Regions from separate parts of the Homo sapiens genome. Here region 1 is linked to region 2. A link is a contact called in ENCODE Hi-C or POLR2A ChIA-PET data. All regions are on one chromosome and are shown on one strand. Each heading gives the region's core, a stretch centred on a gene start or an enhancer-like site at or near the end of the contact. The rest is flanking DNA. Distances are from core to core; before and after follow the strand shown. Region 1 holds the start of LINC01556 (long intergenic non-protein coding RNA 1556). Region 2 holds the start of H2BC15 (H2B clustered histone 15).

Region 1 (5,996 bases), core at 1,044-3,543, 1.1 Mb after region 2:
TTTTCCTCACGGCCAGAAACCATCAAAAATAAAAGTGATGAAACTGAAATTGAAAGCAGCAAGGTTCACGCTCAAGGTTATCGGAAACAAGGCAAAAGGAGAGAAATGAAAGGTTCCACCGAGATTTGAACTCGGATCGCTGGATTCAGAGTCCAGAGTGCTAACCATTACACCATGGAACCCTACTTAACAAAAAATGGATACTCGATCCACCTGGGGTCTCTCTTGTCTTCTACTTACTAATTGATTTAAAGTAATTTTGCAGGGGCAGTTTTTTTGTTTTGGATGGCCAAACGCAGGGATGGGAGGGGTAGGGCTCACACACTGTTTCCACCGCGCCTTTCTCCCAGATTTCTTTCCATCCTTCGGGGCAGGGCAGTATACTGATCTGGGAATATGGTTATTCCTGGAGATTTTTATTTTCTTTCGTTTCCAGCCCACGAAAAGGTGAATTGAATTTTAGTCTCACGGTTTGAAAGGGAGAAAAGAGAGAAAAGAAAAAATATACTATCTACTTTCTACAGTCTTATTTATTCATTGTACGATACCTACAGATGCCTCTAGAACAACCTCCGAGTATCTTGGCACTGCCCCTCAGTTGTAACCATGGGCTTAAATTTTTAAAATCTGTCTCCCGCATTCCTCCAAAATGCCTTAAGTGCAGGGCTGAGTCTCAGTAGTCTTTGATAGCCCACGGTCTGCTACTTTGTAGAAGCTCAACCAATGCTTGTTGCATGAATGCATAAATGAAAGGATGAGTGAATGAATGAATGAATGAATGAATGAATACTCAGTGGGACAGCCCAGCTTAGACTTTTGGGAGACTTTAGACTTCTTTTTTGCCTTCACTTGCTAGGCTAAATTTTACAAGTTCAAAAGGGAATAATTATTTCTCCTCCTCCTCCTATCTTCTTTTGCCTTTCCAGGTCCCAGCTCCCAGGTGGACATCTTAGCGTCCAGATGACCCAACATATAGGTGTCCTTTAGTATGGATGACCAAACTAGGATGTTATAGTGCTGGATGTAGTAATTCATTTTTTCAAATCTTAACTTTATTAAGATAACATGGTTATTTATCTAGTAATTGTGAGAACAACATATAACAAATAGACCACATATATACGTAGCGTGTCTGGAAGAAATACTCAGATATAAATTACTACTTTAGTCAATCTTAATATTAATTATTTGTCAACTATGCTTAATGTGCCTCTCTAGTCTCTCAAGACTAAATTGCTAAGGAACCCTGGAATCATTTGCTGGCATTCATCCTTTCAAGCAAGGTGCCTGTTACAAAATATCTGCTCAATTAGTATGTATTGGATACATCTTTTGGAAGGTGAGGAAGGAAGCAGTGAAATTAGAAGACTTCTGCCTAGGCGACTGTAAAGTGCTCCTAAGCATCTACCCACCTCCCTGCACACAAAAACTCTCCATTCTATCTCCTCGAGTCTCCTAGCCTTAAAAGATGGTCTAAACTACCCCAGATCCAGGTAAATAACGGATCAAGTCCTTCTTCCCTAAAACAGGTGTTATTCTTTCTATTCTATGAGCCTCCACCTTATTTCTTAAAAAAAAAAAAGAAAAAAATGTTTACTGTTTAAGAAGATAACAGAATCTCAAAAGCTAACTCTTCAACTGTGTTCAACTAAGGACCTTAAACTGCTCTCTGAGGATAGGTGAAGCGGGAAAGGCTCTAGGTGTCTGGTGACTGTTTCTTTTGTTGGTTCGTTTGTTTTTTCAGCCTTAGCACATTTATCCCTTGGAGAAGACAATGGAAAATAGGGCAGATGAGCGTGCGTGGCTTATTTATTCTTGAGTCTGGAGTTAAGAAGGTTGTACTTTTTCCTTAGGATTGCCCTTGGTTGGTTCACAAATTTCGCAAAGTGAATGAAAACACATGAAGGCCACTGAAGGGAATAACTAGGGGACGAGATGTCTGAGCCCCTAAATCGAGAAACATTTGGGCACCGTTTGTGGGACTGTACATATGGGTGTTATCTGTGGCCCCTAGGAAAACAGAAGAGGAACCTGTCTCACTTAGGAAGCTGTGAGAACTGCCCACACAAGGCTTGAAAATGGAACTTTACTGGGTCAGAATGACGAGGGGGAAAAAAAAAATACCTCACACTGGCAGCGGTGGGATTCGAACCCACGCCCCCGAAGAGACTGGAGCCTTAATCCAGCGCCTTAGACCGCTCGGCCACGCTACCACCCACAGGGTGCGTCGCCGCTTTCAGTTTCACCCAAGTGACTGTCGCCCCTTTCCAGTCCTTTCATTCCCATTCCCACATCACCATAAGCCCTTCCCTCAGGCCCCTTCTTCAGCATTCCTTGCTTCTCAGCATAGCCCGAGAACCCCCGATCCCTGACACTTTGCTTCTTCTCAGCTCCCAGATGGATCCTGGACAGGATGCTGCAGGTGGTGCAGGAGGGGAATCCTGCCCCATTTATCATCAACACAGTAAAAAGGGGTCGAAGAGACCGAGAGCGCCAGAGGACGCCATGGGCTCCACATCCACTTGGATTCCAGGGAGTAAGCCTCTCGACTTCAGGAGTAAGCAAGGCCAACCGTTTGGTTTGAGCCTGTTGCTTCTAAGAAAAGCGAGGAAAAATCCTGAGACCTCCTCCCCTCGCCCTTCATCCACTTCAGGGGACCGAGTGTCTCCACGGAACTTCACAAGGGAGGAAAAGAGTGAACTCATTATTATTTGTCTTGTCTTCGTTTCAGAGGCGGTACATCTACGAAAGCCCTAATCATAGAGGGAAAGACTCCTCGTTCCTGGCCCAGAAATGAGATGAGAAATCCAGGGCCCCGTACAGGAAGGCCTTTCGCAAAGTCCAGACTCAATTGCCTTCGCAGCCCTTAAAGTTTCCTTAGGAAGGTCTGTGGGAGAACGAGGTTGGTTTAGGAATTGGCCCCTGCCTTGTACTACGTAGTTTTGTCATCCAAAGTGTTTTAGAAGTGAATTGAATCATAGTTACGCCTTATTTTGAAACACTGTAATTCAGAGAACGTAAAACCTTATTAAAATGCCTCATAATCATCTTGGTAGAGCCGTTGGTTAAGCGGGAGAGACAGTTGCCTCCTTAGCGCAGTAGGCAGCGCGTCAGTCTCATAATCTGAAGGTCCTGAGTTCGAACCTCAGAGGGGGCAAGGCGTCTGTTTTGCCATTTTACTTCTTCTTGATCCAAAATGAGTAAGACAACAAAGGAAGTTGACAAAACGTTGTTCTTTCTCTGCTTTCTCTATAGAAAAGTGTACAATATGTCTGGTAAGGGAAAAAAAAATCTAAGGACATTGCTTTGATGGAACAGAACGGGTAATTGCTGTTTAATAGAACCATGTTCAGTTACAAAACAGTGATTTTCACTAAGAATTAAATTCTCCAAAATTCTCATCTCCCCTCCCGCCCTGCATACCAATTGGAGATAGAGCTGGTAGCATTTTCAAATGTTTTTCAGATATGCTTGGCAATTGTCTTTGTTTTAACAACACCAGAGTCAAGAAACTTGCCAGTTTTAGAGTGCTGAGATAAGAAAAAGTGGGTGGAGGGTTGTACTAGGGGTGTGGAAGGTATAGAATCTAATTATCAATTACTGACTTGGTTATCTTTTACCATTCTTCTGGAATGGCTTACCACCAGGTTGCCACCAATAACATTCCATATGAAAAAAGAAAGGAAACAAAAAACTGACAAAAAACTCCCCCCTCAGTCTCATTGCATTGGACCTTTTCTCTTGCTTCCAGTCCTGTTGACTGGATCTAAATCATCCAAACTACCAGATGCAGGAAGGGGTAAAAAGAGAAACAAGAAGTGAAGAAGATAGGCTGATATTTACAGTCAAGATGAGCCCCTGACTCAAATAATAATGAGCAAGACTGATCATTAATGTCCTGCTCTTGAGTCCTACTTTGTTCCAAGCTGTGTTCCTATTAATCCATTCCCTCTCAGCTTTAAAATCACCCTTATATACTTTGTTTTGTGACATTGGGGCTGGGCGCCTGCAAATGATATTTCCCAAACTCCTTTGCCCATTGGCTTCCTCTTGTGTTCTGTCAATAAGAGGAACCAGAAAGAGACTAGAAAGCAAGAGGAGAGAAGCAGGGGCTGCTTTCTAAATTTTGTTCTTCCTGTCAGGTCACTCCAACAATGGCAGTTGAATCCCATCTCTATTTGTTCTCTTCATGCATTCCAGAATGTCTCACTGTCCATTACATAAGTAAGTAGTAGTCCAGCTGCAGCGCGTCCTCTTTAGCACTCCAGGATGCCTTTCCTCAGTGGTCTCAACCTCTTCCTTTTTGTTCTTCCAGCCCTACAAGGTGGTAGCTACTTCCCAGTAGTTATCACCTCTGAGTTACCATGGTGTGCCCAGTTGAAATACCTAGTCTTATTCCTTTTTTTTTGAGACAGAGTCTTGTTCTGTCACCCAGGCTGGAGTGCAGTGGCACAATCTCAGCTCGCTGCAACCTCTGCCTCCCGGGTTCAAGCGATTCTCCTGCTTCAGCGTCCCAGGTAGCTGGAATTACAGGCGCCCGCCACGACGTCCAGCTAATTTTTGTATTTTTACCAGAGACGGGGTTTCACCATGTTGGCCAGGCTGGTCTTGAACTCCTGACCTCAAGTGATCTGCCCGCTTCGGCCTCCCAAAGCGCTGGGATTACAGATGTGAGCCACCGTGCCCAGCCTTATTTCTTAACTAGACCCTGAACCACACATAGGGGGTGCAGGGATAGCACTCCACACAACAGAAAAAGCTTCTGCTCTCATGGAGTTTACATTTTAGTGGGGAATGATAAAGAATAAATTCAACCAGATATATAAAATGTGAAGTAGTGATACATGCCATGAAGGAAAAGAGCAAGAGAATGGAGAACAAAGGGGAGGGGATTGCTTTATAATAAAGGGTGACCAAGGAGGCCTTCCTGATAAGGAGGCATCTGAACAGAGACTTGAAGGAAGTGAGTGAGTGAGCTGTGAGGCTATCAGGGAGAAGAGAATTTCAGGCCAAGGGAACAGTAATTACAAAAGGCTTGGCAGGAATGCCATTGGCATGTTCAAGGAACGAAGGAGGAGACTAGTGCAGCTGTAGGTCAGTAAACAAGGGAGAACTTGATAGGAGATGAGGGGGTTAGATACACATAGACCCTACAGGATGCACATAGATCATGCAGGGTCTCAGAGGTCATGATCATGTTCAGAGAGGGAATTCGCTGCATAGGGGAGAGAAAAGACAACAGTGATTTAAGTTGTGGAGGTCAGCCAGACCTTGAGAATATTCTGATTCATGAGTCTGAGATAGAATCTGTGAATCTTTTTTTTTTTTTTGAGATGGAGTTTCACTCTTGTTGCCCAGGCTAGAGTGCAATGGCACGATCTCGGCTCACGGCAACCTCTACCTCCTGGTTCAAGCGATTCTCCTGCCTCAGCCTCTGGAGTAGCTGGGATTACAGGCATGCGCCACCACGCCCGGCTAATTTTGTGTTTTTAGTAGAGATGTGGTTTCTCCATGTTGGTCAGGCTGGTCTCGATCTCCTGGCCTCAGATGATCCATGCACCTGGGTCTCCCAAAGTGCTGGGATTACAGGTGTGAGCCACTGCAACTGGCCTGAATCTGAGTTTTTAACAGTGACTCCAGGAGATTTGAATGCCATCAGTGTGGCAACATTTTGGAAGCCCCAGTCAAGGACTTACTCGGCCTATATTCATTTATCCTATGTTGACCGTCTCTGGAGAGATCATTTCCTCCCAAAATTCTCCTCATTTTTGTTTAGTCATCCAGGGCTTGCTTACTGGTTAAAACTAGGAGCACTTGCCTCATCAAGAGCAGAATAAATGTTCTATGCTTCCCAGAGAACTCTCAAAAGCTACAAGGTGCCATTTCCTATTCTGCTTTATTTCTAATTTTTCTTTTTTCTTTCTTTCTTTTTTTTTTTTTTTGAGATGGAGTCTTGCTCTGTCACCCAGGCTGGAGTGTAGTGGTGTGATCTCGGC
Region 2 (5,799 bases), core at 756-3,255:
CAATTGAACTCGAATAGGTAGGCCAAACACACACGGGGTCCTAAATTGTGCAGAAGGGTCAGATACCTAAATTTTGCTTCCATGGTCTTATGAAGTATAAACTAAAAGCCCAAGTAAGGAGCAAAGGTTAGTTTACCAATTTTATCTCTGGAACCCAGGTACACTGAAAAGTATTATTTAGCTAGCTTTCAGTCCTCTGTAATACAGAAAGTAAATATCTGACACTAGGTTCATTTGAAACACTCTTGCTCTGTCACACAAGCTGGACTGCAGTGGTGCAATCATAGCTCATTGCAGCCTCGAACTCCTGGGCTCAAGTGATCCTTCTGGTCTCAGCCTCCCGAGTAGCTAGGACTACAGGCTATGAGACGCCAGGCACGGTTAGTTATTTTACTTTTGTAAAGATCAGGCTGGCTTCGAACTCCAAGGCTCTAGCGGTCCTTCCGCCTCGGCTTCCCAAAGCGGTTCTGTTTACCGGATGGTGCCAAACAGTTCCAGGCTCTTGGTGCCCGGTAGAAATTGGACGACACACACACAGATAGCAAAGCAAAGCAGCAAAAGTTTAGTAAACAGAGTATTACACTCTCGGGGGTGGGAGAGAGCGGACTGACCTCTGCGAGGTGAGATCAGCGTCAGCTTGCTGTAGTTTGAGTCATTTTATGTGTGTGCGTGCGTGTGTGTATGTTTTCTGTTCCCAGTGCTGCCTAATCTATAGCCAGCATCTGCCCTTTTATTGATAGGTTTGTTGCTTACTTTGTCCTCTGTGGCTTGTGCCTCTATCTTATAATCTTAAATATATGCATGATATGTAGCCCATATGCATGAACCTTAAGTAGCTGATTATCATACGGGCTTTTGTTAAGGATACTTTTCCTCTCTAATACGCATGCCCATCTCTGAAGAGCTGCCTCTTAAACTGGTTTGTTCCAGATCTTGCCGGCCACGAGGTCCTTGCTCACATTATCTCTTTTGTTTCGGCTGCAAAAGGTTCACTGCTTGTTATCTCGCTTCTTGTTCACCCGCCCATCTACCTTACTTCTGCCCTTTGCTTTTACTTATTCTGCCCTCTAACTTTCAGCTCCCTTTGTTATTCTCTTGCCTCACTTTTCTTATTGTTTCAGCTGTATTGCAGGCGCGAGCTGCCGCGCCTAAATTTCTTGATGTACCGTAAACATTTCAATGTCTACTTTCTATCTCAAAACAATGTGGTGTAAAAGCCGTTTAGTTTTGCTTCATCTCCATACAGCATTCCAGTGCCATTGCAAAATGACTCGACTATCAGATAAAACTGAACACAGCTCTACTTGGTGAAAAAGTAGGTGGCTCTGAAAAGAACCTTTTTGGTTTGGACCGAGGTATGAGTAATGAACTGCTCCAGCCCCGCTACTTGCCCTTGGCCTTGTGGTGGCTCTCAGTTTTCTTAGGCAGCAGCACGGCCTGGATATTGGGCAGGACACCACCCTGGGCGATGGTCACTTTACCAAGCAGCTTGTTGAGCTCCTCGTCGTTGCGGATGGCCAGCTGCAAGTGGCGCGGGATGATGCGGGTCTTCTTGTTGTCGCGGGCCGCGTTGCCAGCCAGTTCCAGGATCTCGGCGGTTAGGTACTCCAACACCGCCGCCAGGTACACCGGCGCTCCGGCACCGACCCGCTCAGCGTAGTTGCCCTTGCGGAGCAGTCGGTGCACTCGGCCCACTGGGAACTGAAGACCCGCCCTTGAAGAACGGGTCTTAGCCTTGGCGCGAGCTTTGCCGCCCTGCTTGCCACGTCCCGACATGACGTAAAAAATTCAATCAGTAACGTTCCTGAGACTGACGTAACGCTAAAGCTCCGCTACTTATAGTCAACAGAGGCACGAAAACTAAGCTGTGCTATTGGCTAACATTACAGTTTCGCTTTAACCAATGGGATTGCGGTTTTGAAAAACACTTATTTTGATTGGACAAAGTTAATATACGTTTCCAGGACTCACCACTGGTTAAACGCACAACTTCATTCTCTACCCCACTTGCGTTAAGAAGCAGTGAATAAGCGGTAGGTTGACAGAGCTACCGTCTTCCTGTTTTTTTCCTCCAATTTTCCGGCAGTTACTCCCAGTCATGCCCGAGCCCTCAAAGTCCGCTCCTGCCCCGAAGAAAGGCTCCAAGAAGGCAGTGACAAAGGCCCAGAAGAAGGACGGCAAGAAGCGCAAGCGCAGCCGCAAGGAGAGCTACTCCGTGTACGTGTACAAGGTGCTGAAGCAGGTCCACCCCGACACCGGTATCTCGTCCAAGGCCATGGGCATCATGAACTCCTTCGTCAATGACATCTTCGAGCGCATCGCCGGCGAGGCTTCCCGCCTGGCGCATTACAACAAGCGCTCGACCATCACCTCCAGGGAGATCCAGACGGCCGTGCGCCTGCTGCTGCCAGGGGAGCTGGCCAAGCACGCGGTGTCGGAGGGCACCAAGGCCGTCACCAAGTACACCAGTTCCAAGTGAGCCCGCCCACCGCGGAACGTTCGGTCAGTCTCGGCCCACACCCCAAAGGCTCTTTTCAGAGCCACTCAGTCTTCCCAAAGAGAACTGGCACTCACTGTTCTTACAGCAGGTATTTCTTACTTGCTACAAAGACGATTTCCAAGATTCCTTTAGCCTTGTTAGAAACTAATTTTGGCTCAAGCCTCTAATCCCGGTTCGGGAAACCGAAGCGGGTGGCTCACCTGAGGTTAGAAGTTCGAGACGAGCCTAGCCAACATGGTGAAACCCGTCTCTACTAAAAGTACAAAAAAATAGCTGGGCGTGGTGGCGGACGCCTGTAATCCCAGCTACCCGGGAAGCTGAGGCAGGAGAATCGCTTGAACCCGGCAGATGGAGGTTGCAGTGAGCCGAGATCGGGCCATTGCACCCCAGCCTGGGCAGTAAGAGCGAAACTCTGTCTCAAAAAAGAAAGAAAAAGAAAAGAAATTAATTAGCACTGCAGTGTACTGCATGTTGCAGCAACGCTTGAGACAATTTTATATCTGAAGAAGGATGAGGTTTATCATCAGACAAACCTAGTAAAGGGAAAATTCAGTTCCTGTTGACCCCAAAGAAAATATAATACTTAAGTGTCACTGGTAAAATATCCACAGTGCTTCCGGCGCTCTGTCCCTAAACTTCATGTGTACTTTAGTAATGAAGCAGTTGGCACACACACAAACGTACAAATCGACTTGTTTGTTTTGAGAGTGGTGCTGTTTCTCCTCCCTTGTCCCCAGTTTGGATTTGCTAAATATTAAGATAGAAAGGCAGTAGAAAAAAGTTTGAACCCAGTTTACAGCACCGTACACGTCAATCGGGCTGAGTTGATGTCAATGGCCAATCCCGACACTGCGAGGGCAGTTTGAAACTTGGCCACCGTTTTCTCTGGTGAGTGTTCTAGTTGGGAAAATTCTTGGCAGTGCAGGTTTTTTGGAGGAATCTTGCTGTCTTACTCATTCCCATAATTCTCTTGTGTGGAATTCCTATTTATGAACATAGTTTCTATTCCCTACTTTTTCTGTTAGGGTCTGCTCCATGTTTTCTTGTCTGTGTCACTTGCGTTTACTGTATCTCTAGTAATTGGAAGAAATGTTAAAAGAAAAAAAAATAGAGGAGGAGAAGGGCTGTTCTCCATTGTTTTCCCCCACCCCCAACTCAGGAAATCAAAATGAGTGTCTTCATTTTAAACACTTAGGAGTGGCATATTTAAAAGTATTTTGGTCTTTGCCAAGAATCAGTGTGGGAACTCTTCCACATCAAATTGTATTTGCTGAAGGTTTTTGATAATATTTTTTATCCAGTAAGTGTACTCCAGTGACCCAACCATTCGATTCCTAGCTGTTTACATGAAAGAATATTTTGCACACATGCAACAGGAGACATATGAGAATGGAAAAAATGCCATTTTTAATAGATAAAAATACTAGAGGCAACTACATGTTCATGGTCAAAATAATGCATTTATTGAGGTACACACAGTACCTGGTTGAATTTTAGAAATGTAAGTCTCAGAAGGTTCATATATAATAACATTTTTTTTAAACTCAGAAGTAAAACCATGGCTGGGCATGGTGGCTCATGCCTGTAATCCTAGCACTTTGGGAGGCTGAGATGGGAGGTTTGCTTAAGCTCAGGAGTTCAAGACCAGCCTGGGCAGTATGGTGAGACCCTACCTCTTAAAATAAATAAATAAATAAATAAATAAATAAATAAATAAATAAATAAATAAAATGAAAATAAAACCAAATTATACATTGTTGAAGTGTATATAGAAGCGCTTATACAGAATAAGTATACACAAGTGCGTGATAATGAAAACTTTTAAGAGAGTTTTTAAAATACCTGGCACTGGCTATCTTAGCGATAAAGGCAAGACATGGGATGGGGAAAAACACAGAGGTAAATACAAGTTGTCGTCAATATTCCAGTTTTGGGTTAGATGTTTTATCATGGGTTTTGATATAATTTGATTTAAACTTTATTTTTATTTTTATTTTTTTGAGATAGAGTCTCACCGTTTCGCCCAGGCTGGAGTGCAATGGCGCGATCTCGGCTCATTACAACCCTCGCCTCCCAGGTTTAAGCAATTCTCCTGCCTCAGCCTCCCGAGTAGCTGGGTTTACAGGAGCCCGCCACCACACCCAGCTAATTTTTTGTATCTTTAGTAGAGATGGGGTTTCACCATGTTGGCCAGGCTGGTCTTGAACTCCTGACCTCATGATCCACCCTCCTCGGCCTCCCAAAGTGCTAGTATTACAGGCATGAGCCACCATGCCCAGCCTGATTTACACTTTAAATATATGTTACATGTATTAAACTTATGTATCAAATACTATACTGGAAAATATAATAGGAAAAAACCCCCTGTGTAAAAACAAGTTACAAGCATCACATAGTTTGTCATAAAGGAAAACTTACAGGTGAGAAACTCAAACTTAATAGTGTTCCTGTAAATATTATTCATTTTCTAAATATTATTCATTCCTTCTCCTCTCTTAAGGAAGAGAAAAAGAAGATTCACAGAGAGCATTAAGAAGGCCCATGGATTCAGAAAGCTCAAGATTTGGCTAAAATTAAGAGTCAGCAACCAATCTCCAGGTACCCTTGCTTCTCAATCTGTAGACTAAAGACCCTAGACCAAAAATCCTGATTCCCAGGAAGTGCTTGGAGGATCTTGATGGTGCTTCATTACAGTTGGTTTCTTTACATTATTTGATGTATTGAATCTGCATTTGGCACAGAATTGATACAATTCAGACTTCATGAAATCCATTTAATTAAATGTTCTTTCTCCCTGCTTCTCCATCTATCTAAATCCTAACTTATCCTCCAAAGTTCACACAAGTCTCACTCTCTGAAGCCCTCTCTATTAGAGCCTAGCTGAGCTCTGTCTTCCTTTAGCTCCTCTAGCTCTTATAATCTCTACTTAACTTCCCACAAAATCTTTGTAACATCTCTCTGGAGGCTGTGTGTGTGTATGTATATATGTATTTTGTATATATGTTATGTATGTGTATGTGTGTATACTCCTCTCTCTGTTAGAACAGAGATTATACTTTTTGCATTTATGTATCTCCTCTCCTCCCACCATTTCACACCAAAATACTTGAGAACAGTAAATTCATCATACATTTGAGTTTTTTCATCACAACTTTTCATAGCACAGGTGCCTTTGAGCCTCTCCATTAATACAGATAATCAGCAGGAAATTCTGATATTGGTTTGTTTTATGGAATGGAGGAATCTGTAGTTAAAATCCAGAAGAGAAAGTGAGAAGGGGATTTGGAAGGATTAAGATA

The links. A loop is a pair of places that touch in the nucleus more often than their neighbours do. ChIA-PET counts read pairs that join two places held with the same protein, here RNA polymerase II (POLR2A). Pooled maps may share reads with other maps.
Region 1: a loop to region 2 is called in a map of breast epithelium, with 14 times the contacts of the local background. The contact joins the promoter of LINC01556 here to the promoter of H2BC15 in region 2. A Hi-C loop is called at or near these places in 1 of 168 maps with a recorded cell type or tissue (breast epithelium) and 6 of 50 pooled maps. POLR2A ChIA-PET finds 5 or more read pairs at or near these places in 2 of 52 experiments (activated CD4-positive, alpha-beta T cell and naive thymus-derived CD4-positive, alpha-beta T cell).

What each region holds. Positions count from the first base shown.
Region 1 is chr6:28,941,491-28,947,486 of GRCh38, forward strand. It overlaps LINC01556 (long intergenic non-protein coding RNA 1556), which reads left to right and starts at 2,294. Exons shown (of 1, transcript NR_103538.1): 1 at 2,294-3,048. It overlaps TRL-AAG2-2 (tRNA-Leu (anticodon AAG) 2-2), which reads right to left and starts at 2,213; the gene lies at 2,132-2,213. It overlaps TRM-CAT3-1 (tRNA-Met (anticodon CAT) 3-1), which reads left to right and starts at 3,085; the gene lies at 3,085-3,157. TRQ-CTG1-3 (tRNA-Gln (anticodon CTG) 1-3) reads right to left here and starts at 182; the gene lies at 111-182. RefSeq lists an enhancer at 1-478.
Region 2 is chr6:27,836,564-27,842,362 of GRCh38, forward strand. It overlaps H2BC15 (H2B clustered histone 15), which reads left to right and starts at 2,006. Exons shown (of 1, transcript NM_003520.4): 1 at 2,006-2,547. The coding sequence starts at 2,099. The coding sequence ends at 2,479. H2AC15 (H2A clustered histone 15) reads right to left here and starts at 1,812. Exons shown (of 1, transcript NM_003510.3): 1 at 1,317-1,812. The coding sequence starts at 1,776. The coding sequence ends at 1,384. RefSeq lists enhancers at 1-879, 968-1,057, 1,128-1,177, 1,448-1,557, 1,628-1,717 and 3 more.